Linked DNA regions of Homo sapiens: region 1 is linked to region 2. Evidence: chromatin loops called from intact Hi-C (ENCODE). Cell type or tissue: heart right ventricle. All regions are shown on one strand. Links, peaks and the distances in the headings refer to the core of each region. The heading gives the core; the rest is flanking DNA.

Region 1 (12,763 bases), core at 1,836-9,835, 140 kb before region 2:
AAGACTCACTGAAATGCCAAAAGAAGAAATTTGTTTTACAAGCACTCTTCCATATTAGGAATTCTTTCTAAATATCATCTTAAATTTAAATATACATAATTTAAGAGTGTTTTAATATTAAAATGTTTACATTTTTAATTATTTTAAATGCGGTTATTAGCAGCTTTCTGCATAATTTTTATATCATATTTTGATTTCTTTCTAACAGAGTCTCAAAGATATAAGTATTATAATGAAGGGTATGAACAGAATTAAGGTTCGTAATATATATTGCAAATTGCTTTCTAGAAAGATTGTGCCAACTTATACTTCTACTAGCAATGTGTGACAGTTCTTATTTCAGCATATACTTTCTAGCACTACTTTTTTCTTTTTTTCCTAAAATATCTCATATTTAGTTTGTAAAACTTTCCTATGGATAAAAATTAGTTGATAGGAGCCAGTTGGCAGGGCAGGTTTCACTTTGAGCTGTTGCCTTTATCTGTTCTGTTATTCTGGGATTGATCTGCAGAATGCGACTAGCAATAGATTCTGATCAGGCTACTACAATATTTGCCATCTGGATTGAAAATACAGCCATCATCTTTTGAATGACCAGTTTGTGTAAACCATTTGTTGACAGTGTCTTTCCAGTGGTAAAGCAGAATTTCTCTTTGTCTGTCTGCCTTTCTTGAGAGCTATGATGAGGATTTCTAAGGCTTGATGTATAGAATCCTTTCCTTAAGTGCCTTGTCCATTTGGTGCTGTGTAAGGAATACTTGAGACTGGATAATTTATAAAGAACAGAAATTTATTTCTCACAATCTGGAAGCTGAGAAGTCTGAGATCAAGGCACTGGCATTTGATCTGACACGGGCCTTGTTGCTGTGTCATCCATGTCAGAAGAGCTGAAGAACAAGCTAGCCAAATGCTATGCTAAGCCTCTTTTGTAAGGGCCTTAATGAGGGGGGACCCCTCCCGGCCTAATCACCTCCTAAAGGCTCCACCTCTTAATATCATCACATTGGCAATGCCTTAATTTTGGAGGGAACACACTCAAACTATAGCATTAAGATATGGGAAAGGAACAAGAAAGAGTCTATTTTTCTTTGGTGATCTGTTTAAGGAGTAGATGTGTTTCGTTTGCATCACATCTATGTACAGTATTAAAAATAAAATGTATCTCTCTCTCTCTATATATATATAGATATATACACTGAAACCTTTACTGTCTTTCATTGTCTTTCTAGTTTTTAAGGATAGGAAATTTTAGTTAAAATGCTAGCCTGGCATTTTTCTTATTCCCCACTTTTATTTCCCCCATGGGGAATTGGGTTATGAAACTGGAAATTTTATTAATTTTCCAGAAATTGTTCTGGTGGGTTTGTGTAAGGAGGAGAGTAATAACTGGCATGGCATTGCAGTTACTCTTTATTTATAATTAAGACATGCTCTTTATTTCAAAATATTAAGTTAATAATACTCTTAACTTATTGCACTTAAGTAGATTGAGACAATTTGCGATTTATTTTGACATCCTAATAAAGTGGATAAAAGGAGAAGCTGCTTGGAAAACTTTCCCACTTGGGAATTTTTTCCACATTCCTAATTTTCCTTTGTGGAATGTCACTCACCATTTCCCATTTGGAACTGCTCTTTCTAGATAGTAGATGGAATGGAGTGGTTGCAGTGGTGGTGGTGGTGTTACTGTTTACATCAACCTAGAGAAAAATGGAAGCATCTTAACTTGGTTAAAATGTTTCTGTTGTTTATATAATTCTTTAAGCCTCATTCCAGTGTTGCTGCTATTAAAAAAAAAACAAAAAACTAAAAACTTGCATTTCTTTTACTGATCATTTTGTAGACATAGAAATAAGAGATTCTCAGCATAGTAGAATTTTTAAAAATTAATGGATTTTTTTAAAACCAAAATTTAAGAACATAAATTGCATTGAAAAGAATTTTGAAATTTATTCTCAGCAGAATCTGTAATAAAATACATGGGCCGGAGAATTAATTTTCAGGTCAAGTTCTTTGTCTATATGTTGTTGATGAAGTTGTTTTCTTTCAGCTAAGTAACAGTTTGGAATTCTAAAACAGAGAACTCATAATCTTCAACCAAGTGTTTATTAACATTTACTTTCTTCAAAAGCTTTTTCACCATGCCACTTAGTTAAAAAAAAAATAACAATCTTAAAAAAATGAGACTGCTTATGTGTGTGTGCATGCACATATTCATTTGCAAATTATGTACATATACTTCTATACTTACATATTATATACTCTATAAAACATAATAGAAATTTTTAATTATTAGAAAGACATAATCTTGATAAAATTAACTTTAAATTTGATTTATTGGCAGTATAGTCAATTTTTTGTTTTCACTTTAACATTGTAATAGTCTTTATTATTTAATAGTTTGTCACACAGTAATTTAAACTGATTCAAAGTTTACTCCAGGCCAGGCACAGTGGCTCATGCCTGTAATCTCAACATTTTGGGAGGCCAAGGTAGGAGGATTACTTGAGGCCAGGAGTTAAGACCAACCTGGGCAATATAGCAAGACCTCATCTCTACAAAAAATTAAAAAAATTAATCAGGCATGTGGCACATGCCTGTAGTCCCAGCTACTCGGGAGGCTGAGGCAGGAGGATTACTTGAGCCCAGGAGTTCAAGGTAATAGTGAGCCAATGATCATACCGCCACTACACTCCAACCTGGGTGACAGAGCAAGACCCTGTCTCAAAAAAAAAAAAAAAAAAAAAAAAAAAAAGTTCATTTCAGTCTTATCCAACAATTACATGTGATGTTTTTTGTTGAAATTTGCATGATGAATTTTCATCCTCCATAATATCATTCAATTCTTACATTTAGTGATTGCAGTACTAGTTTGTATATTTAGTATTCCATGCTATTTTTTAAGCTCAAAATACTAGTGTTTTCATTGATTTAATACTGTTAATTTAGAAACAACCAGTAATTGGCTGGGCACAGTGGCTCATGCCTGTAATCCCAGCACTTTGGGAGGTGAAGGCGGGTGGCACACCTGAGGTCAGGAGCTCGAGATCAGCCTGGCCAACATAGTGAAACCTTGTCTCTACTAAAAATACAAAATTAGCTGGGTGTGGTGGCACATGCCTATAGTCCCAGCTACTCAGGAGACTGAGACAGGAGAATTGCTTGAACCCGGGAGGTGGAGGCTGCAGTGAGCTGAGATTGTGCCACTGCTCTCCATCCTGGGCAAGACAGAACAAGACTGTCTCAAAAAAAGAAAAAAAAACCAGTAACCTTGTTCACCTTTTGTGGTTTTCTGTCTAGTCTGAGTTTTTCTCTCTAGCCTGTCCCCTAAGCTCTCCTCTCTTCTACTTTTCTGCCTTCCCCTTCATTTCTGACACCCTCCTAGCTCTACTTTACCACCCAATTGTTCCAGCCACTACCCTCCCTCCCAACACACTACACACACACACACACACACACACACACACACACACAATAAAGAAAAAAAAAGTATTGATTTAGAGGGACCCCTCAGAAGGTGGCAAGTTTCTCTGTTGGGGGAAGGAGAAGAGTTGATAGACAGAACAATTCTTGGGCAGGCATGTTGGCTCACACCTGTAATTCCAGCATTTTGGGAGACAGAGGCAGGAGGATCAGTTGAGATCAGCCTGGGCAACATAACAGCCCCATCTCTACCAAAAAAAAAAAAATTTTTTTTTTTAATTAGCTGGGCACGGTGGTGCACACCTGGAGTCCTAGCTTCTTGGGAGGCTGAGGCAAGAGGATCACTTGAGCCTCTTGTTGCTGCTGCGAGCTATCAGCGCACCACGGTACTCTAGCCTGGGCGACACAATGGAACCCTATCTCAAAACAAACAAACAAAAAAAGACCTACAATTCAGTAGCTTCTGTACAGAGTGAAGGAGCTGCCTAGCTGGTCTGAAAGTTCCATTGGAGGAGTACTAAACACTTTAGGAAGGTCCTGAAGTCTTTCTGGACTGATTACTTGAGAGGTGTCATTTTGAAAGACACACTGGGTGGAAGTTTACAAAGGGTAAAGAAGCATTGCATACAGTCATATTGAATACTTTACGTTAGAATCATAACTGTTTAATGTTTATGTTTTTATTTTTTAATGTTTATGTTTTATATATTAATGTTTTATTTGATACTTTATAATGTTTGTAAATTTCCACATTTGAAGTATGTTGAGTATTTAATTTCACTGATTTCTAAACATTGTTACACTTCTGCACACTTTTCAATTAAAATATTAGTATTAATACTTGCATTACATGGAGTAAATACCTAGACACTGGTAGTGCAATTTGCTTTAGAATTATAATTATTACTTTGATTTTTCTGTCATGTTTAATGTCAGGTTCAAAGACCATTTAAATTCTTCATTTGGAAGTTTTTAAATCTTAGAAAATTTTGAATCCATGTGTGTGAAATTGCAGATGGGAGTTTTTATTGGTGACAGACATGTTCAGCAATAAAACCATCTAACAATGGAAACATTTCTAAACATTTATTATCAGAATGTTCTTTGTGTAACATGTTTTTTTTTTAAAGCAACTACTTTCTCAGACGATTAAAATACCATCTTTATCTTGAAGGGAGATAAATTAAGTATGTGGGATGGGGTTGTTTTTGTTTTTAATATCTGCTGTGTACCTACGTAGCATACTATTGACACCTATGTGTCGTCGTAGAAAAAGTCTTCAAATTCGGAGCAGTTGTTTCTTGTAGAAGAAAAATAGGTAGCTTGTTTAAGTTTGCCACAACATAACCAATACATTTCTGTATGATACAAAATATTTTTGAGTCTCTCTACTAAATTTTGAAAGGATGTGTCCACTTAAAATCTATTTTTAAAGGCTTATCTTTGGTATATCACATGTACAAAGAAGTGCATTGTATATGTACAATTTAAGAAATTTATAGGCCAGTATGGTGACTCTTGCCTTTAATCCCAACACTTTGGGAGGCCAAGACAGGAGGATTGCTTGTGCCAGAAGTTTGAGACCAGCCTGGGCAATATGGCGAGACCCTGTCTCTATAAAAAAATTTTTTTTAATTAGACGGGCATGGTGGTGTACGCCTGTGGTCCCAGATACTTGGGAGGCTGAGACTGAGGCAGGAAAGTTGCTTGAGCCCAGATGGCTGAGGCTGCAGTAAGCCATGTTAATGCCACTGCACTCTGGCCTAGGCAATAGAGTAAAATCCTGTCTCAAAAAGAAAGTAAGAAAGAAAGAATAATAAAGCCAACACCCATCCAAGCAACATAAGGTCAAAACACAGCAGTAACCTAAAAGTTCTCCATGTGTCCTTCACCAAACACATCCTCCATCCTCCCTAGGGATGACCACTATCTTGACTTTGTATAATAATTTCCCTACGCTTTATAATAGTTTTATTGTCTGTATATCCCTAAATACTGAATTCAGTTGTACCTGGTTTTGTACCTTATTTGGGGTACAGACCTTCTTAAGAGTGATGGCATTGTTATTAAATTTCAGAGAAGCATAACTGGTCAGTAGGAGGGTGGAGACAGATGTATAAGCCAAAAATTTTTAAGGAATTTAAGGAGTGGAACCTAGAAAAGGTGTTAGGTAGAAATAAGGTTTCTCTGTTTATACATGTATTAAATGAAAATATGAGGTTTGACTCATATTTTAAAATATTTTGTACATTTTGCTTAATATTAAAAGCATTTTTTCTGTGGCATGACCATAAATATTTATAAGGTAAGACAAATATGACTTATTTATTTTTAGTGTGGCACAGCTGAACTACATTTCAAATGAGAAGTAACATTGATAGGGAGCAGTAATGTGAAACTATGTTCAAAAAAAGAAAGCCCAAGTTTCAAAAGTCTTATTCTGAATATTGTTCTCTGTATAGTATTGTTTAATTTTAAAAGTGTTTTCAGATCCAACTAAAGTTCAATTTAAAAATATAGTTATATTTTTTCTTCTCAAATGAAGCTTTAAGCATATGTTTCTAATAATTCAGTTAAATATGCTGAGTTGTATATTTTTTGAAGAGAATCTGTTTTGAAAAGATTCCAAAATATTTGTTTGAACAGGCACTCAGCATCTCGATGAAAACTGTTGGAAAAGAAAAACTTTCAGAGTCATTCTGCCCTCAGAGTAGTCAAGCCAACTAAACTGGTACAGTTAACACTTCTGTAAGAAACCAGGAGCCAAGAAATTTAGCACTTCCTGACTGCTTTTCAGCAAGCAGGCCTCAAACCAACTTAGTGGTTGGAACCAATAATATTGAATTTTTAAAGTAAAAGGCTAGCAGTAGAACATCTACATCTCTTTCTATCAGTATGATATTTATCAGTCTCTTTTGGTAATCCATGACTAGCTTCAATCTTTGCCTTATGTTGGTATTAAAGCTATCATTCTTTCTTGAATTTTGTAGGGCATCATTTTTGCAAAGCAAAAAGAGAATGCACTATAGAGTGTGACCCCAGGTATAATTAAACCATCTGCCAGACATAAATATTTTTATGTTGCTTTTTAGTACCACTGAGTGTCATAGTGGAGATGCAAATTATATTGGACATCATAATGCTTTGGGATAATTGGTAGTTACAGCAGACTACCAAATTTACAAGTAGGGATTGCTTTTTCAGCTTCTGATCCATTCATTTTTATTATATCCCTTTGAAATATATTGACACCACTTAATTCACTTAACAATAATATGCTTATTGTCTTAGTTCCTTTTATTCTGCTGTAACAGAATACCTGAGACTGGGTAATTTTAAAAGAACAGAGATTTATTTCTTATAGTTGTGGAGACTGGGAAGTCCAAGGTCAAAGGGCCCACATGTAGGGAGGGACTTCTTGCTTATCACAACATTGTGGAAGGGCCAAAGAGTACGTGAGAGAGGGTAGGGGAAAGGAAGGGAACTGAACTCATTCTTTTACCAGGATCCCACTCCTATGATATTAACCTGCTCCCAAGATAACGTCATTAATCTGTTTGTGAACTCAGAGCCCTCATGACCTAATCACCTCTTAAAGGTCCCACTGTTGGGACTGTTGAATTGGAGATTTTCTTCCAACACATAAACTTTGGGGGACATATTCAAACCACAGCACTAGTATATATAATATGTCATATTGATCCCTATATCCACATATTTGCTCTATAAGTGCTCTATTTACATATTCATTGAGTTGACCTATATAGTACCCAGCATATTTAGGTTTTGCGGTAGAGAACAAATAGTAAAAGATTCAAAGATTCTGTATGCTAACTAGAGAGATAAAACTAAGTTTAACACCTCTGCTACCATTTCTCAAATATCACAGAATTAATAAGAAAAATAGCAGAAATTAAATGTTCAGTCACTTGGCTTTTCAAGTACTTCCCACAAGATTAGATTAACGGCTGGGTGAGGTAGCTTATGCCTGTAATCCCAACTCTTTGGGAGGCCAAGGCAGGTGGATCACCTGAGGTCAGGAGTTGGAGACCAGCCTGGCCAACATGGTGAAATCCTGTCTCTACTAAAAATACAAAAATTAGTCAGGCATGGTGGTGCACACCTGTAGTCCCAGCTACTCTGGAGGCTGAGGCCAGAAAATTGCTTGAACTCAGGAGGTGGAGGTTGCAGTGAGCCGAGATCGCACCACTGCACTCCAGCCTAGGCGATAGAGTGAGACTCTGTCTCAAAAAAAAAAAAAAAAAAAAGATTAGATTAACAGTATCTCCAGAAATGGTTACCATATGTTACTACATTTTAAGTTCCTTTCAGAACCATAAGTATAGAGGAGTTAGTGGAACCAATGATAAATCTGGATTTTTTTTCTTCTTTCTTTGGATCTGTGCCTGAAATGGCAAATTATGTGCAATTTGGGGCACAGTGTCACTTATGATTTCAAGGAGCCTAAGAATCAGCAGAGGGATACAGTCTTTTGATAAAACTCTGCCTGGTCTTTTCATTTTGGATAGTATATTACTGGAAACTTCAGAAGAAAATGAGGGAGTTTCAGAAAGGAACTGAAGAGGTTGATGACTGAAAAGGATGATTGAACACCAAAATCTGCAGTTGATTAGGATGCAGACGTGGAAAGGAAGCATGTATATAAATAAAAGGGTATGTTACTAAAATCCGCAAAAAGTAGAATGAGGCAAAATATCTCCATTGTCATGATGTTCCATTTTATACTGAGTTGGATAAGTCTCATAAGGGATCTGATAGTTGAGGTCACTAATCCTTAATACATGAACCAAGGAATAAGAATTCTGTTTATCATAGGAAATAACTTGGGCCCATAAGGAAGGAGTAGAGACTCTTCAGGAGAGGGACATTTTAGTCCATAATTTCTCTGATTTAGTGCCAAAAGCTTTTTTGAGAGACTATTCAAAGCTGTCTTAAGTTTCATTGTTGGAAATTGATAGCTGCTGTATTTCTTTTTAATAACTGTTTTAAGTTCTTTCTGTTTTGTCTTCTCGGTTGCTAAATTCCTGAAGATTACAAAAAAAGTGTGCTTAAAGTAAAAGTGTTATGAGACAAAAGCTTTATTCTGTGGATAGGATAATACTTCTTTTGTAACATTTTCTGTTTGCACCAAAAGTGAGAAGTCAATGCCTTGCCTTTGTGCATCCCATTACTAATGGAGGATAAGAAGTTATTTTCTTCAAAGGCTGACTTCCAGAATTTTTGGCTGAACACTTTTTGTCAAGTGTATATTCCCTTTGTAGGCCTTTCTGTATAGAGCCCACAAACATCGTGAATGTGAATCATGTCATTCAGAGGGTTAGTGACCATGCCTCTGCCATGAACAAGAGAATTCATTACTACAGCCGGCTCACCACTCCTGCAGACAAGGCACTGGTAAGAGACAAAACATTACTAATAGTCTAAAATTCAGTTGAAATGAACAGTGAACAATATAAGCCAGGGCACCTCCCAGTGATTGAACTTCTTTCTGACTGTATTTCAAGGACAGCATCATGCAAAGTCAAAGATAGTAATTAACACACATCCTACATCTCAGGCCAGTTCATTCTTATCTAAATTTGAAACAATGTTTCTATGTTGACAACAACCTGGAGATTTTTTTGGATTAAATTCTCCTGATCCCCATTCCCCAAATCTCTGAGGAGGATAAATTACTTTTGAAATGGCAAGTTAGGCCATTGACTAATAGCAAATAATAACATGTTCTGCTTAGTGTGGACAATTTTAACTTTGAAGCTGTAAGGGAAATATTTTTTTAGAAATTTTCTACAAGAATGGGAAACTGGCCAAGCACAGTGACTCACTCCTGTAATCTCAGCATTTTGGGAGGCCAAGGCAAGAGGATCACTTGAGCCCAGGGGTTCAAGACCAGCCTGGAGAAGATGGTGAAACCCTGTCTCTACAAAAAAAAATTTTTTTAATTAGCCAAGCATGATGGCTCGCACCTATAGTTCCAGCTACTTGAGAGGCTGAGACAGGAGGATCCCTTGAGCCCAGGATGGATCCCTTGAGGATGCAGTGAGCTGTGATTGTGCCACTGCATCCCACCCAGACTGAGCAAAAGAGTGTGACCCATCTCTTTTTTTTTGAGATGGAGTGTCGCTCTATCACCCAGGCTGGAGTGCAGTGGCGCAATCTCGGCTCACCACAACCTCTGCCTCCTGGGTTCCAGCCATTCTCCTGCCTCAGCCTCCTGAGTAGCTGGGGTTACAGGTGTGCGCCACCACACCTGGCTCATTTTTGTATTTTGAGTAGAGACACGGTTTCACCATGTTGGCCAGGCTGGTCTTGAACTCCTGACCTCGTGACCCACCCACCCTGAGGTGCTGGGATTACAGGCGTGAGCCACTGTGCTCCCAAAGTGCTGGGATTACAGGCGTGAGCCACTGTGCCCGGCCATGTGACCCCATCTCTTAAAAAAAAAAAAAAAGAAGAATGGGAAACTGAAATATGTACACATAAATATAGTAGTTTCTTATTTAGCATTATTCTTTTATTGATCAAAACCAGGAGTCAAAGAGCCAGATACTAAATGTCTTAGACTTTGAGGTCACATGATATTCTTCATTTTGTTTATGATCATCAAAATTATAAATTATAAAATTTATAAAATTATAAAAACCATTCTCAGGAAAGAGGCTGTATAATAATCAGGTTGAAACCAGATTTGGCCTATGGGCCGGAGTTTGTTGACCCTTGATCTTCTAAAAATCTCTATTACTATTTTAGGATAAAAAATATATATAAGTAATTTGGTAGTTTATAAAAACTACCGCATATGAGATAGTCAGAAACTTGCAAGTTTAACTGAAAATAAGAACATTCTGGGAGAAAACAGGATTTTGAAATTAGTATTATTAATAAAAAGAAGAGAACCAACATTCATTAACATTTAATAAGGACCAGTGATTGGGCATCACTGGAATGTAGCTATCTCATTTAAGCCTAAACAATAGCTATGTGAAATAAATATTAAGATTTCCTCTTGTATGGCCAAAATAGGGATTTCCAAAATGTTCTGGGTAGGATAATTTTTTTCCCAATTTTTTTTTCGGCTTTTTCCCCTTAGGCCTTGACATCAGTAGTTGTGGCGAAGTCTTAGTTCCATAATGGAATTACTTAAGCCCTTGGAGGAGTAGAGATAATCCTGTATCTCTGGGTCTAGTTGAGACCTTCTAGAGGCTCTGCTCTTGGAAACAAACCTCCAAGATCCCAGATGAGCAAGTTTATACCTGCATGTATATTGTTTGCCTGGAAATAGAGTCAGCATGTGCACCAAAGTTGAATGCCATTTGTTAACTGACACTGAGATGAGTCTAGGAAGTCAAAATATATAAACAGTGATGTAAAATTGACAATGATATAACCATTCTTAATGAATGTGTGTATACATCCACACTCGTTTTCTGAAAATCCCAAAACTATTTTGGATTTTTAAACTCTTGCTTTTTTAGTTAGATTTTCTATATTTGAAAAATAATTTTTAAATTCACTAATCAGGGATGCATAGTACTTGCATCCACACTCGTTTTCTGAAAATTCCAAAATTATTTTGGGTTTTTAAAACTTGCTTTTTTAGTTAGTTTTTCTATATTTGAAAAGTCATTTTTTAATTCACTAATCAGAGATTCATAGTACTTGTTTATGATAGTTAAAATGTGTCTAGAGGGCCAGGCGTGGTGGCTTACGCCTGTAATCCCAGCACTTTGGGAGGCCGAGGCGGGTGGATCATGACATGGTCAGGAGATCGAGACCATCCTGGCTAACATGGTGAAACCCCGTCTCTACAAAAAAATACAAAAAATTAGCCAGGCGTGGTGGTGGGCACCTGTAGTCCCAGCTACTCGGGAGGCTGAGGCAGGAGAATGGCGTGAACCCAGGAGGCGGCGCTTGCAGTGAGCCGAGATCGCGTCACTGCACTCCAGCCTGGGCGACAGGGCGAGACTCCGTTCAAAAGAAAAAAAAAGGTGTCTAGAGTCAGGTGTTCTGATGTGTAACAAATATCCTATTTTGCATTTCCTGGTTCTGAAATTTATCTATGTTTCCTTTTTACCAGATTGCCCCAGACCATGTAGTTCCAGCTCCAGAAGAGTGCTATGTGTATAGTCCATTGGGCTCTGCTTATAAACTTCAAAGTTACACTGAAGGATACGGTAAAAACACCAGTTTAGTAACCATGTGAGTGAAACTGCTTTTTGGAGCATGACTTAAACTGTATATGGATGAAAATTACTGGTTTTTTAAATTTTTGTCTCAATTAAAATGTTTGAAGAGTGAAACTCCATTTTTTTACTGCTATTACTCTGTGTTTTCAGTTTTATGATTTGGAATACCATGATGGGAACATCTATACTAAGCATTCCTTGGGGCATAAAACAGGTAATACTAATTTTTCAGCACACTTTTTGCCTAAATGTTTTTCTCTTTATATTGTAAGTTTTATAACAGAGGTTTTAATAAATCTACATAAAATTCATTAAAGAAAATAGATGGTTATATTTAGTTTTTCATGAGTTGTCAAGTTTTTATCATGATTGTTTAGGGTAAAATAATTGCATATGAATTTATGCTTACATGATGATATATGCTGTTTTATACTTTTATTTTTAAACAGGCTGGATTTACTACTGGAATGTGTGTCATCATACTGATGGGCCTTTTAACACTTTATTGCTGCTACAGAGTAGTGAAATCACGGACTATGATGTGTAAGAATTTGACACAGTGACAATAGATTATGGGTATTAATAAGCATTTCCCTTTGAGGCAGATCACTAGTGTGTATATGCTACATGTGTGTCAGCTGTCTACTTTGTACCTAAAGATTTACTTCTGTAATTCATCGCTTTCAGCTAAATTGATTTGCTAATAATATTTAGTGGCTGCTTTTGAAATTCAGAGAAGCTGGGAGTTATTTGCAGAGTGCATTCACTTTGGTGCTAGTTTCTTCATAAGAATCATTTAAAAACTCATATTTATAAAATAATGTCTTTGCCAAAACTAAATTGAGAATTCTGTGCTTCCTGTCAGTTAATGGTGACTTGTTTTGACCTATTCATACCAAAAGATCTAAATGTTAGAATCTGCTAAAAGTAGAAATTATAACTAGAAAAATATGAAAATGTAAGCAACTCCCTAGTAATGAATATTTGAAGTTGTGTGAACACCTTACCTCTACTCGTATCTACAAATTCTGGATCAGGGAAATATCTTTTTTAGGTTGTTTTAAAGTAGTCTAGGACCTAAACAAACATGCATTATTTCATTAAATCTTAGCAAGTATGAATCAACAGGCCAG
Region 2 (12,408 bases), core at 4,409-12,408:
GTGGTGGGCACCTGTAATCCCAGCTACTTGGGAGGCTGAGGCAGGAGAATCGCTTGAACCTGGGAGGCAGAGGTTGCAGTGAGCCGAGATCGTGCCATTGCACTCCAGCCTGGGCAACAAGAGCGAGACTCCATCTCAAAAAAAAAAAAAAAAAAAAAAAAAAAAAGAAGATCCATTAACCACAAAGATCAACCCAAGAATGAGTGCTAGGAGAAGGGCAAGTGCAATGTCAGAAGAGCACAAATGGGGTTGTAAGCAGAAGAGGAATTGCAAGATGGAAGAAGGGCAAATTTTATTATGATTTCTAAAACAGGTGGAGCAGGTGTATTCTGACTGGAGGCCAATAACTACATGGCAATCCTACCTAAGATTTGTAATTTTAATTTTTATTTGAGATGGAGTCTCGCTCTGTGGCCCAGGCTGGAGGGCAGTGGTGCTATCATGGGTCACTACAGCCTTATTTCCTGGGCTTAAGTGATCCTCCCACCTCAGCCTCCTGAGTAGCTGGGACTACAGGCATATGCCACTGTGCCCAGCTAATTTTTTTGAAAATTTTTTAGAGAAGGGGTCTTGCAGTGTTGCCAGGGCTAGTGTTGAACACCTGGGCTCAAGAAATCCACCTGCCTCGACATCCAAAAGTGCTGGGATTACAGGCATGAGCCACTATGCCTAGCCTATTTTTATTTTTTAAGAGACAGGGTCTCACTATTTGTGTAGGCTGGACTTGAACTCCTAGGCTCAAGTGATCCTCCCACCTCAGCCTCCTGAGTAGCTGGGGCTAGAGGTATATGCCACTGTACCCAGCCTGTCCAAGATTTTAAAAAAAAATATGTGATGTCTTTAAGATTATAGATACTTTATAGGTAATTAATTTACATATTTCTGGTGATAGATTTTTAAAGAGATTGTTAAAAGAGATATTTGTGGGCCAGGCGTGGTGGCCCACACCTGTAATCCCAGCACTTTGGGAGGCCAAGGTGGCAGATCACAAGGTCAGGAGTTCGAGACCAGCCTGGCCAATTTGGTGAAACCCCACCTCTACTAAAAATACAAAAATTAGCCAGCCATGGTGGCAGGCACCTGTAGTCCCAGCTACTCGGGAGGCTGAGGCAAGAGAATCGCTTGAACCCGGGAGGCAGAGGTTGCAGTGAGCAGAGATCACGCCACTGCACTCCAGCCTGGGTGACATAGTGAGACTCCGTCAAAAAAAAAAAAAAAAAAAGATAAAGAAAAAGAAAAAAAGAAATACTTGTGAGCATCCTACAGAAAGGAACTGGTGATCACCAGGGCCAGGTGTGTGTGGAGTTATTAAGAACAAGTCATGACAAATCATCACTGTTTCTTTGGTAGATTAAGGAACCATGGTAGGTAGTGGGTTGAGTGGGTGGTAGGGAAGCAGAAACAACGGATATGGATCCGCAGAAATCTTTGTTTTTGAAAAAACATGCATTGTGTGTCAGCATATGTCAGACATTTGCTAGGCAATTGCACCTATTTTTTTTATTTGCTCATTACTAGAACCTTTTTTAGAAAACACTGACTTCCTAAAAAACAACAACATAGAATCCAGGCCCTCCAACCTTGACACGGAAGGAGAGATTGGTGGAAGGACAGTATCTTTCTGGAGCTGGGTTGCCCATCCACAGGGCCCCAAATCAGATCCTAGATACACACTCATCTCCTTTTCATGGGTTTTCACTAAAGATTGTAACTAAACACCTCACACTTGGGAATTGGCTCAAGTGTTAACAGAAGACTTTCCTCTTAATACTCTGTAGCAAAGCTGAAAAAGCACTGGAAGCCATAAATACCTTTAGGAAAGATAGGAAATAAAATGGATATATACATGAAAAAAGACCAGAATCTAGATAATCTGATTTGCAAGATAAAGTTTACTCACCTTTATTTAGAGTCCTCTGCAGAGACTATGACTTCTTTTCACTACCAGAGTACTTATTTTAAATGACTGTTGTTAGTATGTCTCTACCTACTTTGAGTGATTTTTCTTTACCCCAGCTGTACTTTTTAGTTACAAATTGTTATAACCTACCTTCTAGAACCAATCTTATCTTCCGCTAATCCCCAATGTGAGTTTCACAGCCTTTCCTACTCAAAGACTTCAAAAAAGCCACTTGTTTTGCCTCCTTTATGCTTTAACCATTGCTCAATCTTCAAAGTTTATTCTTCCTCAGCACCCTTTTCTATTGACTCAAATTGTTTTATTCAGGGCTTTGAAGTTTCAAGGACCAGAAATTCAATTAAATTAGTTCAAGTAAAAGGTTTTCTTAGAATAATGACATGAAATTTCTCAGAAATACCAATCAAAGTTCTCTTGAGCCTTGTATTTGTTGTGAATATTTTAGGCTTAAACATATTATTATTATTTTTTTCTCACATAAGAAGAAATCTGGAGGCAACCAGTTGCTGGTTATTTTTAGTAGAGCTCAACATTATAAAGACCAGTGACACTGCATTTCTTGGTCTGTCCCTCATAATCAAAAGATGGCTGCTGTAGCTCTAGATATCAGGTCCATGTTCAAAGAAGGTAGAAAGGAAGGGAAGGGAATTCAGCCTTTTCCTTTGGTCAGGAAAGCAAAAACGTTAAAGAAACCTGCCAGTAGATATCTGCTTACATTACATTTACAAGAACTCTATCACACAGCTGCTAATAAAGGAAGTGAAATGACAAGCCACATACTCGGAGAAAAAATTTACCACACAAAGAATTACTATGAAGAGCATATGAATAACTTCCACAATTAAATAAGAATAAGATATACAATAGAAAACAATAGAAAAATGAAAAAAAAAAATAGAAAACACAACAGAAAAATGGCAAAAGACATGAACAGGCAGTTAATAGAAGAGGAAACATTTTTGGTGAATACATTTAGGGAAAGACATCCAACCACATTAGTGACCAGGGAAATGCAAATTAAGGCTACATTGAGATACACATTTATACCTACTAAATTAGCAAAAGTTAAGAAGTCTCAGAATATTGCATTGATGAGAATGTGGAGTTTCATCCACCACTAGTGGGGGTGTGGATGAAATGGTATAACCATTTAGTAAAACAATCTGAGATTATCTCATGAAGTTGAATGTGGACATACTACAAAATGCAGCTAGTAATTCCACACAAGAGACATGTACACAAATGCCTGCAGCAAGCATTATTTGCATAAATGAAAACCCCGATGACTATTGTCAGAAGAATGAACAAAATGATGTATTCATATGACAGACCTACTATTGCAGCAGCATGAATGAATGTAAGAAATATAATTGAGTGAAAAAATATCAAGGGCAGAAGATTAAATCTATGGCATAATATTTTTAAAAGCTAAAAAACAAGCAAGTGAAACAATATATATTTTTAGAGATACATATGCACGTGGTTAAACGATATGGAAAAAACAAAGCTAGGGAAAGGTAAATATAGAATTCAGGTGCTTTCAAAGATTCTGCAATGATCCAGGTGTTCAGTTGAATAGAATTGTAGATTCATAGTTGCCCATTTTATTATGCCTCATAACTTATTATTATTTATTTGTTTTTTTGAGACGGAGTCTCGCTCTGTCACCCAGTCTGGAGTGCAGTGGCAGGATCTTGGCTCATTGCAACCTCTGCCTCCTCGGTTCAAGCGATTCTCCTGCCTCAGCCTCCCCAGTAACTGGGACTACAGGTATGTGCCACCATGCCCAGGTAATTTTTTTGTATTTTTAGTAGAGACGGGGTTTCACCAGGTTGCTCAGGCTGCTCTCGAACTCCTGACCTCAAATGATCTGCCTGCCTCGGCCTCCCACAGTGCTGGGATTACAGGCGTGAGCCACCACGCCTGGCCTTTCATAACTTATTTATATGTTATATATTTATGTATCAAACATTACATGATTAAAATTTTTATTTTATTTTTATTTTTATTTATTTATTTTTTGAGATGGAGTCTCGCTTTGTCGCCCAGGCTGGAGTGCAGTGGCACCACCTCGGCTCACTGCAACCTCCGTCTCCCGAGTTCAAGTGATTCTCCTGCCTCAGCTTCCCAAGTAGCTGGGATTACAGGCGCGTGCCACCACATCCGCTAATTTTTGTATTTTTGGTAGAGATGGGGTTTCACCATCTTGGCCCGCCTCGGCCTCCCAAAGTATCGGGATTACAGGCGTTGAGCCACCGTGGTCGGCCGATTAAAAACTTTAATAAGGTATGAAGCAAATGGCTTTGACAAAAAGTGTAAAAAGGATTAAAATACACCATCCTGTGAAATTTTCTTTTTGGAGCACATGTACTGGGGAACCAGACATCGACATTTTTAGTTATTTTAGTTTCACAGTGCTATTTGAGTATAATAGAAACTGTATTTGCTTCAGTCAATTTGGGGAGAAAGAACATAAACACATGGAAACACAAATATCCTAAGGGAATTGAGTCTTATTACTTTGCAGACAATTTTTGAAATAAATAAGTTGCTGAGACAGTAAGTGCTGTTAGAATGGAGAGAGGGAGACTTACCAATAATATTATGTTAAAGAGCAGTGCAAGTAGAGGAGTGGGGACAGAATTGAGCATGCAGAGGTATCGAAAGAGAAAGTGGAAATGCAGCATGTAAATTGCAGATTCCTTTTCAAGAAGTTTAGTAATGACAGAAGAGAGGAAATTAGCTTCTTTCTTCTTCAGGGAGCTTCAGGACTGTTCTTCGGAAGCCCACCCTACTTTGCTTTTGTTTGATGCCTGTATTACAGGGAGAAAAGTTTGGCCCAAGGACAAACTTTGTTAAGCATTTATGCAAGCCTCTGAGGTTTCTTTCTTTATTTTTTTAAAGTATTTTTTTCTGGGATGCACAAACTCCAGAGAAATGGAGTCAGTGCTCTCGCTTCTGAGGTTTCATGTTCAGTCCAGGGACACACTCATAGCTGCCCCCCTCCCCCGGGGGTATTAATGGTGTTACCATTTAATTCGTGTTTCCTTTTTAAATTATTTTCATCACCATTTCAAAGTTATTTAACTCATTCTCAATTCCAATGATCACACCAGAATTCAATTATGACAACAAACCAAAACAGTCAAACAAAAAAATTCCCCCAAAAAGGAATGAAAGCTCCCCATTCCAAAACAAAATGATGTGTCATAGTCATTCTTTCCACAAATAAGGGCTTATTAATTGTTTTTTTTTTTTTTTTTGAGACAGAGTCTCCCTCTGTCACCCAGGCTGGAATGCAGTGGTGCGATCTTGGCTCACTGCAACCTCCGCCTCCTGGGTTCCAGCGATTCTCCTGCCTCAGCCTCCCGAGTAGCTGGGATTACAGGTGCCTGCCACCATGCCTGGCTAACTTTTTTGTATTTTTCTTTTTTTTTTTTGAGATGGAGTTTCACTCTTGTTGCCCAGGCTGGAGTGCAATGGCGCAATCTTGGCTTACCGCAACCTCTGCCTCCCGGGTTCAAGTGATTTTCCTGCCTCAGCCTCTCAAATAGCTGGGATTACAGTCATGTGCCACCAGGCCTGGCTAATCTTTGCATTTTTATTAGAGACAGGGTTTCTCTTGTTGGTCAGGCTGGTCTCGAACTCCCACCTCAGGTGATCTGCCTGCCTCGGCCTCCCAAAATGCTGGGATTACAGGCGCGAGCCACAGCGCCCAGCCTACTTTTTGGTATTTTTCATAGAGACAGGGTTTCATCATGTTGGCCAGGCTGGTTTCAAACTCCTGACCTCAAGTGATCCGACCGCCTCAGCCTCCCAAATATTGCTAGGATTACAGGAGTGAGCCACCGTGCCTGGCCTTATTAATTGCTTATAATCTGCACATGGCACAAGTCCCATTTAAAATAACAGGAAATGACAATGCATTTTAATGGGCTTTGGTTTATTAATCTATTTTATTTATTTATTTATTTATTTATTTATTTATTTATTTATTTGAGACAGAGTCTAGCTCTGTTGCCAGGCTGGCTAGAGTGCAGTGGCATGATCCCGGCTCACTGCAACCTCCGCTTCCTGGATTCCAGCGATTCTCTTGCCTCAGCCTCCATGTAGCTGGGACTACAGGCACGTGCCACCATGCCCAGCTAAGTTTTGTATTTTTAGTAGAGACGGAGTTTCACCATGTTGGCCAGGATGGTCTCGATCTCTTGACCTCGTAATCCACCCGCCTCGGCCTCCAAAAGTGCTGGGATTACAGGCGTGAGCCACCGTGCCCAGCCCTAATCACATGCTTTCTAAGTGGGCCTCAGGATTCCCCTTGTGGGCAGAGAACTTCTCTTGTTTATTTTAGCTTCTTCACAGATGTGTACCAGGTATCCATTAGGGGCTCAATAAATGTTGAATTAATGAATGTGTGAATAAACAAAAAATCACTAATCAGTAAGGTTTTTTTGAATGCTTATTTTTGAAAACGCACTTTAAGAGTAAATTTTTTTTTTAAATAGAAAGAATAAGATCTAGTACTTGATAGTACAACAGGGTCACTATAGTTAATAATTAAATTGTACATTTTAAAATAACTAAAAGAGTATAATTGAATTGTTTGTAATACAAAGGATAAATGCTTGAGAGGATGGATACCTCATTTTCCATGATGTAATTATTACACATTGCATACGTGTATCAAAACATCTCATTACCCCAAAATATATACACCTATTATGTACCCACAAAAAGTAAAAATAAAAAATTTTTAAAAAGTAAATGTTTTTAAAAATTACTTTTAAAAAGTAAATATTTCAAAAGCTGTTTAAGACACTGAGACTAGACTGTAACACAATAGGTGCTCAACAAATGTTTTTTGAATAAATACCTAATACTCAGACATCACAAGTACTTTGAATTTATTGTGACCTTGCAATCTGAGGCCCTTGTAACTCTGGAAGTAAAGAAAGCTACATGATAAACAATGGCACATCTTTCTCAGGTGTAAATTGCTTAAAGCTTTTACGGCTATTTAAACAAGAGGCAAAATAAAACATTAGCATTCGTTTTAAAGAAAAACATCTTTCTTCAAATGTATATTTTGTTTTTGAGAGCTTACTTGGGGCTGTATCTCCAGACTCTGTTTAATGTTATCTTTCCATTGGCTTTATGAGTGCTTTGCAGGATAAGTCGAAGAAGTAGTAGGCACATTTTGTGATTTGTGTTTTACATATTTAAAGAGAAAATATACCAATCATTAACATCTGTAGACGGTTTAACTCTAGATAAAGCCACTATCATATAATCTTTTCTGGGTTTCACTTCTTCCTCCAGACTGGAACACTGGGCAGCTTAAAGCTGTAAAAGCTTTAAGCAATTTACACCTGAGAAAGATGGGCCATTGTTTATCATGTGGCTTTCTTTACTTCCAGAGTTACAAGGGCCTCAGATTGCAAGGTCACAATAAATTCAAAGTACTTGTGATGTCTGAGTATTAGGTATTTATTTAAAAAATCCCCATTTTACATATTAGGAAACTGAGATTACTAAATGTGGGCTAGGGTCCTCCTGGGTATGGGGCAGGGGGAGTGCTTGCTGCTGTTAAAGAAAATTATCCTGACACTTGTCAAACACATGAATAATTTATTCAAGATTATTACAATAAGGGTCATGACTATTGGAACAGGAGAGAGAAATTGAGCTCAACTCAGAATACAGCAAAGACAGCAGGGGATTTATAGCCAAGGAACAGGCACCGTGTCTGTGAGGGAGGTGACGGTGGATGGAAAATTACTAAGAGGAGACATCAAGGGTAGAGGGATTCTGGCTAAAGGCAGGTCAAGGGCTTCTACAACAAAGGTGTAATATAAGGAATCTAATCCGATATTAAATATCAAGAATTCAACGGTGATCAGGTATCGAGGATGGATGATTTAGCATGCTTCTTGCTAACATTTGGGCTCAGCCAGGACACAGGGAGGTCAACGTTGAGGCCTAAGTGAGAAAGGGCTCAGAGGTACCAAACTAAAGGAGAGCGTCTCTGTTCCTGCCTACTCTGACCTCTTTTCCCCCCTTAAACTCAGTGGTAACAATCTGACCTGTTTATTACCTCATCCCCATGGAAGGGGTGGGGAGTGGCAGGCAGCCGGTGCTCTAGGATCGTTGGGTAGGGAGCCTAGCTCTCTGAAAGCAGCAATGCCTAGTGGGGGTACCGAGGCCGAGTTCGGAGACCACCTGAGCAATTGCGGTCCAGAGCAAAGCCCCCTGGATCGGAACGGGAGCCGCCCCCACGCCCCGCCCGGCTGCCGAGAGCCGCACTTCTGGGCGGATGCCGCAGGTCGGGAGGGATGAGGCCGACGGCGCTGATTGGCTGACCGCCGCGGCCTGGGGTTTCCCTGGCCCCGCCCCTGCTGCACTCCCCCCGCCCGCGAACCCGCGCGCTGCCCGGTCCTGCGCTGCTCAGCGGGAGGGGCTGGACCCCGCGTTCCTCCTCCCTGCCGGTCCCCATCCTTAAAGCGAGAGTCTGGACGCCCCGCCTGTGGGAGAGAGCGCCGGGATCCGGACGGGGAGCAACCGGGGCAGGCCGTGCCGGCTGAGGAGGTCCTGAGGCTACAGAGCTGCCGCGGCTGGCACACGAGCGCCTCGGCACTAACCGAGTGTTCGCGGGGGCTGTGAGGGGAGGGCCCCGGGCGCCATTGCTGGCGGTGGGAGCGCCGCCCGGTCTCAGCCCGCCCTCGGCTGCTCTCCTCCTCCGGCTGGGAGGGGCCGTAGCTCGGGGCCGTCGCCAGCCCCGGCCCGGGCTCGAGAATCAAGGGCCTCGGCCGCCGTCCCGCAGCTCAGTCCATCGCCCTTGCCGGGCAGCCCGGGCAGAGACCATGTTTGACAAGACGCGGCTGCCGTACGTGGCCCTCGATGTGCTCTGCGTGTTGCTGGGTACGTACGCGCCGCCGGGTCCGAGGGGCGTGTGCGGCTGTCCCGGGAGGGCTTTAGCGCAGAGCCGCGACGGGCAGCGGGGGTGTGTTGCCTGACGCGTGCGCAGCTGTGGGGCGACACACGGGGGCGGCTTCTGCAGCCGAGGGACCCCGCTTTGCAGCCTGCACCCCGGCTCCCGCGTGCCCGCCGCTGTCTGTCGCCCGCCGGTGCGATGAGCCCAGCCCTGCTTGGACGCTGTTCACGCCTCTGCGCTCCATACCTTGCTCCTGTCCTCTGTTTGCAGTTCCACTCTAGCAGAGCAGGGTGGGCTCCTCCCCTCTGTACGGTAGAGGAGCCTGGTCACTGGCCCATCTCAGTAGTGAAACTGGAGGTTTGATGCACAGGGGATTCTCAGTAGCAGGCGCCAGTGCCTGATTTATCGTGAGAAGCAGTTTAATATTTCGGCTATAAAAGGCTAGAACTAGTTCCTAATTAGAAGGTGTGCCAGGTTGTAAATTGTCAGGTTGCAAGTAGGGATGAGCACGCCAAGTTTTTGCGTATAGGTCTAAAGAAGTTTTGGGGGTGGGGGAGGATGCGGTACCCCAGACCTGTTTCCTTGTCTGCCCAGACCTTGCCATGGTGTAGCTTTCCATCTCTTGTGACAGTGTCTCAAGGAGCAGTAGACATTCTTTGGCTGCAGCAGATTTCGCATTGTCTTCCTGATTGGAAGAGTTCAGTTATGAGGCTTCTGGTTGCCAGTTACTCCTTTCTTTTGAAGAGAAAGAACTGGAATCATTTGGATAAGGGATGGGCGTTGGAAGGAGTAGTTTTCACTTTTTATGTATTGTATAAGGCAGTTATGCTGTGAACTATTTATATATGATGGAATAAACAAAAACAAAGCAAGAGCTGCTGGAGGTTTGGATAGTCCTACTCATGTTGAAGTAATCAGAATAGTAGTAGTATTGGCAAGTTCTCAGGGTGGGAGATCTGTGGCTTTAGCCACCTGGATGGAAGTCTGCGTAATGGTTTCTCAGTGACAGGAGATTCCCTCGGTTTTAATCCAGTAGTTCCTAGTTATTCCACTCTCCAGTTTCCAACCGGGTCATTTAGGCCCTTGCAATCTTGTGGAATTCTTATAAATTCTGTTACCAGGTTTTGTTGTTGTTGTAAGGAAAAATTCCATTTTGTTATCTTTTTTTTTTTTTTTTGGATACAGTCTCTCTCTGTCACCCAGGCTGGAGTGCAGTGGCGGGATCTCGGCTCACTGCAGCCTCTGCCGCCTGGGTCCAAGTGATTATCCTGTCTTGGCCTCTCTAGTAGCTGGGATTACAGGCACCGCCACCATGCCTGGCTAATTTTTCTGTTTTTAGTAGAGACAGGGTTTCTCCATGTTGGCCAGGCTGGTCTCGAACTCCTGACCTCAGGTGATCCGCCTGTCTCAGCCTCCCAAAGTGTTGGGATTACAGGTGTGAGCCACAGCGCTGGGCCCTAAAACTGCATTTTGTTACCTGTTAATATGAAGCATCTTTGTTGTTTCCCAAGACACTTCCTGTTTAGGTCCACAGTGAGTTTTAGGAATTAAGTTTAGGAAAGTGGAACACAATTTTGGCACATTGTCTTTTTTTTTTTTTTTTTGGAGACGGTCTTGCTCTGTCGCCCAGGCTGGAGTGCAGTGGCGCGATCTTGGCTCACTGCAACCTCCGCTTCCCGGGTTCAAGCAGTTCTCTGCCTCAGCCTCCTGAGTAGCTGGGATTACAAGCACATACCACCATGCCCGGCTAACTTTCGTATTTTTAGTAGAGACGGGGTTTCACCGTCTTGGCCAGGCTGGCCTTGAACTCTTGACCTTGTGATCCACCCGCCTTGGCCTCCCAAAGTGCTGGGATTACAGGCGTCAACCACCGCGCCCAACTGAACACTGTCTTTATAAAAACACAGTCCTTTCAGATGTCGGGACTTATTAATAATTAAATATATTCAAATTTATTTGCAACAAAAAATTACCTTTCATAGAAATGTTACATTAAAAAATATATTTTAACTTATACTTGATGTCATTGGAACTTTGTTAAACTTTGTTTATATTTTAGTGAAAGGAGAGGAAAATGTTCGATCAGAAAAAAATATATTTCTAATATATTGAATATTATCCTATCATTGCCACATATTGTGCACTATCAGAATTACATATCATCTTTGTCTTTTCCTACTGTGGGAGTTCGATCAATTTGTAAAACAACATAAATTTTTTTCTATGGGCCAAACAGTGATTAGAATGGCTGAAACATAATACTGCTCTGAGGTAGCTGAAGCTAATGGTATTAAACACAAAGCCATATGGTAGATCTGCAATTAAAAAAAAAATCACATATAATGGAGGAACTGACATGCAGTACAATTTTATAAATTATGGGTTGTTGTAGCCTGTAGTTTTAACATGATACAAACATCACATAATTATCCTATAAAGGTTAATTTCATTGCTACATTGACCTGACAGTTGCAGGAGTACAATAGCTGTCAATAAGATAAAATTGTGTTTTTGGTGGTTTTGGAGAAAGCTTTGAGGACTTGTTTTAGGAAAAGGCATTTAATCTATTTACAACATTATGTTTTGGTATTACTGGCATTTCTTTTAAAGTAATTCAGCATATTATCACTATAAGCTCAGAATTCCCTTTTCCTAAATAGAAAGTGACCTATTTTACTGACTTTTAAAAATGTAAGATTACATTACATTTAACAACATCAACTGTCCATTGCAAACAGCAGTGAAGGAGACCAGTGGTGCAGGAGATACAAAACTTTTCACGCTTACTTTTGGAAGACACGTGTTATATAGCAAATGCGCCTTTCTGGTGGAGTCTGTTATATTAAATTTGATTTGTATTCATTTTACTGACAGCAGGAGATTGGTAGCCTAAAATCATGGTAGCTTCAAGAGAGTTTTCAACCTGGCATAAATTTCCTTTTTCTGTGAGGAATCCACAGGTAAGAATTGACTGTTAGAACAAAAAGATGATTAAGCACTTCATAAGTGCAGGGTTTTGTGAAAGTGGTTCATAATTATAATGTGGATACATTCCAGATTCTGTTAATGACCACCTCAACATCATACAGTATAGCCATTTTAATATGATGATGTTACGTCAACCTGTTGTACAACTACTTTATAATTTTACTGTGGGTGATGTGTGTTGAAGTGATCATTAAACATGCCTGTGTGCATGTGTGTGTATATGTTTCTGTCCGTATGTCATCTTTATCATCAGTGTGAAACACGACTTCCTCTATATACACGTTTGAATTATTAGTTCCTTAAGTGGATCTGATAAATCCTTGGAAAAAGAAGGAGAATTTTGAGAAGTCCTGTGTGTTAGTTCCTCAAGTGGATATGGTAAATTCTTGGAAAAAGAATGAGAATTTTGAGAGATAATGTATATTTGATTCCTTTCTGAAATGGAACATAGTCTTGCCATCTGTCTTTGGCTCTTTTTATGACTGGTTCTGTGACTATAGAACAGGCCATATACATTATCTGAGCGCATGAGAAAAGCTCTACAGAGAATGGTGGTAGGCTGGTATGAAAG

What was found. A loop is a pair of places that touch in the nucleus more often than their neighbours do. Peaks named below come from ENCODE experiments on the same cell type or tissue, not always from the same donor. Only the 100,000 strongest peaks of a DNase experiment are listed, where the experiment ranks them.
Region 1: it touches region 2 in a loop (2.0-fold over the local background); 22 of 110 quality-filtered maps call a loop at or near these places.

The regions. Positions count from the first base shown.
Region 1 is chr5:55,668,638-55,681,400 of GRCh38, reverse strand. SLC38A9 (solute carrier family 38 member 9) reads left to right here. Exons shown (of 16, transcript NM_173514.4): 4 at 8,706-8,838; 5 at 11,522-11,643; 6 at 11,781-11,844; 7 at 12,080-12,173. Among named protein-coding and RNA genes, the nearest start is that of SLC38A9, 37 kb to the left of the region's middle. In heart right ventricle, for the core only: no CTCF peak of the experiment used is centred there; no DNase peak of the experiment used is centred there; H3K27ac peaks cover 2,451 bases.
Region 2 is chr5:55,531,000-55,543,407 of GRCh38, reverse strand. It overlaps PLPP1 (phospholipid phosphatase 1), which reads left to right and starts at 8,444. Exons shown (of 6, transcript NM_003711.4): 1 at 8,444-8,836. The coding sequence starts at 8,779. It also overlaps the pseudogene RNF138P1. RefSeq lists an enhancer at 7,922-7,991 and a silencer at 8,222-8,861. In heart right ventricle, for the core only: a CTCF peak has its summit at 8,957; DNase peaks (open chromatin) are centred at 8,337 and 9,147; H3K4me3 peaks cover 4,561 bases; H3K27ac peaks cover 5,116 bases.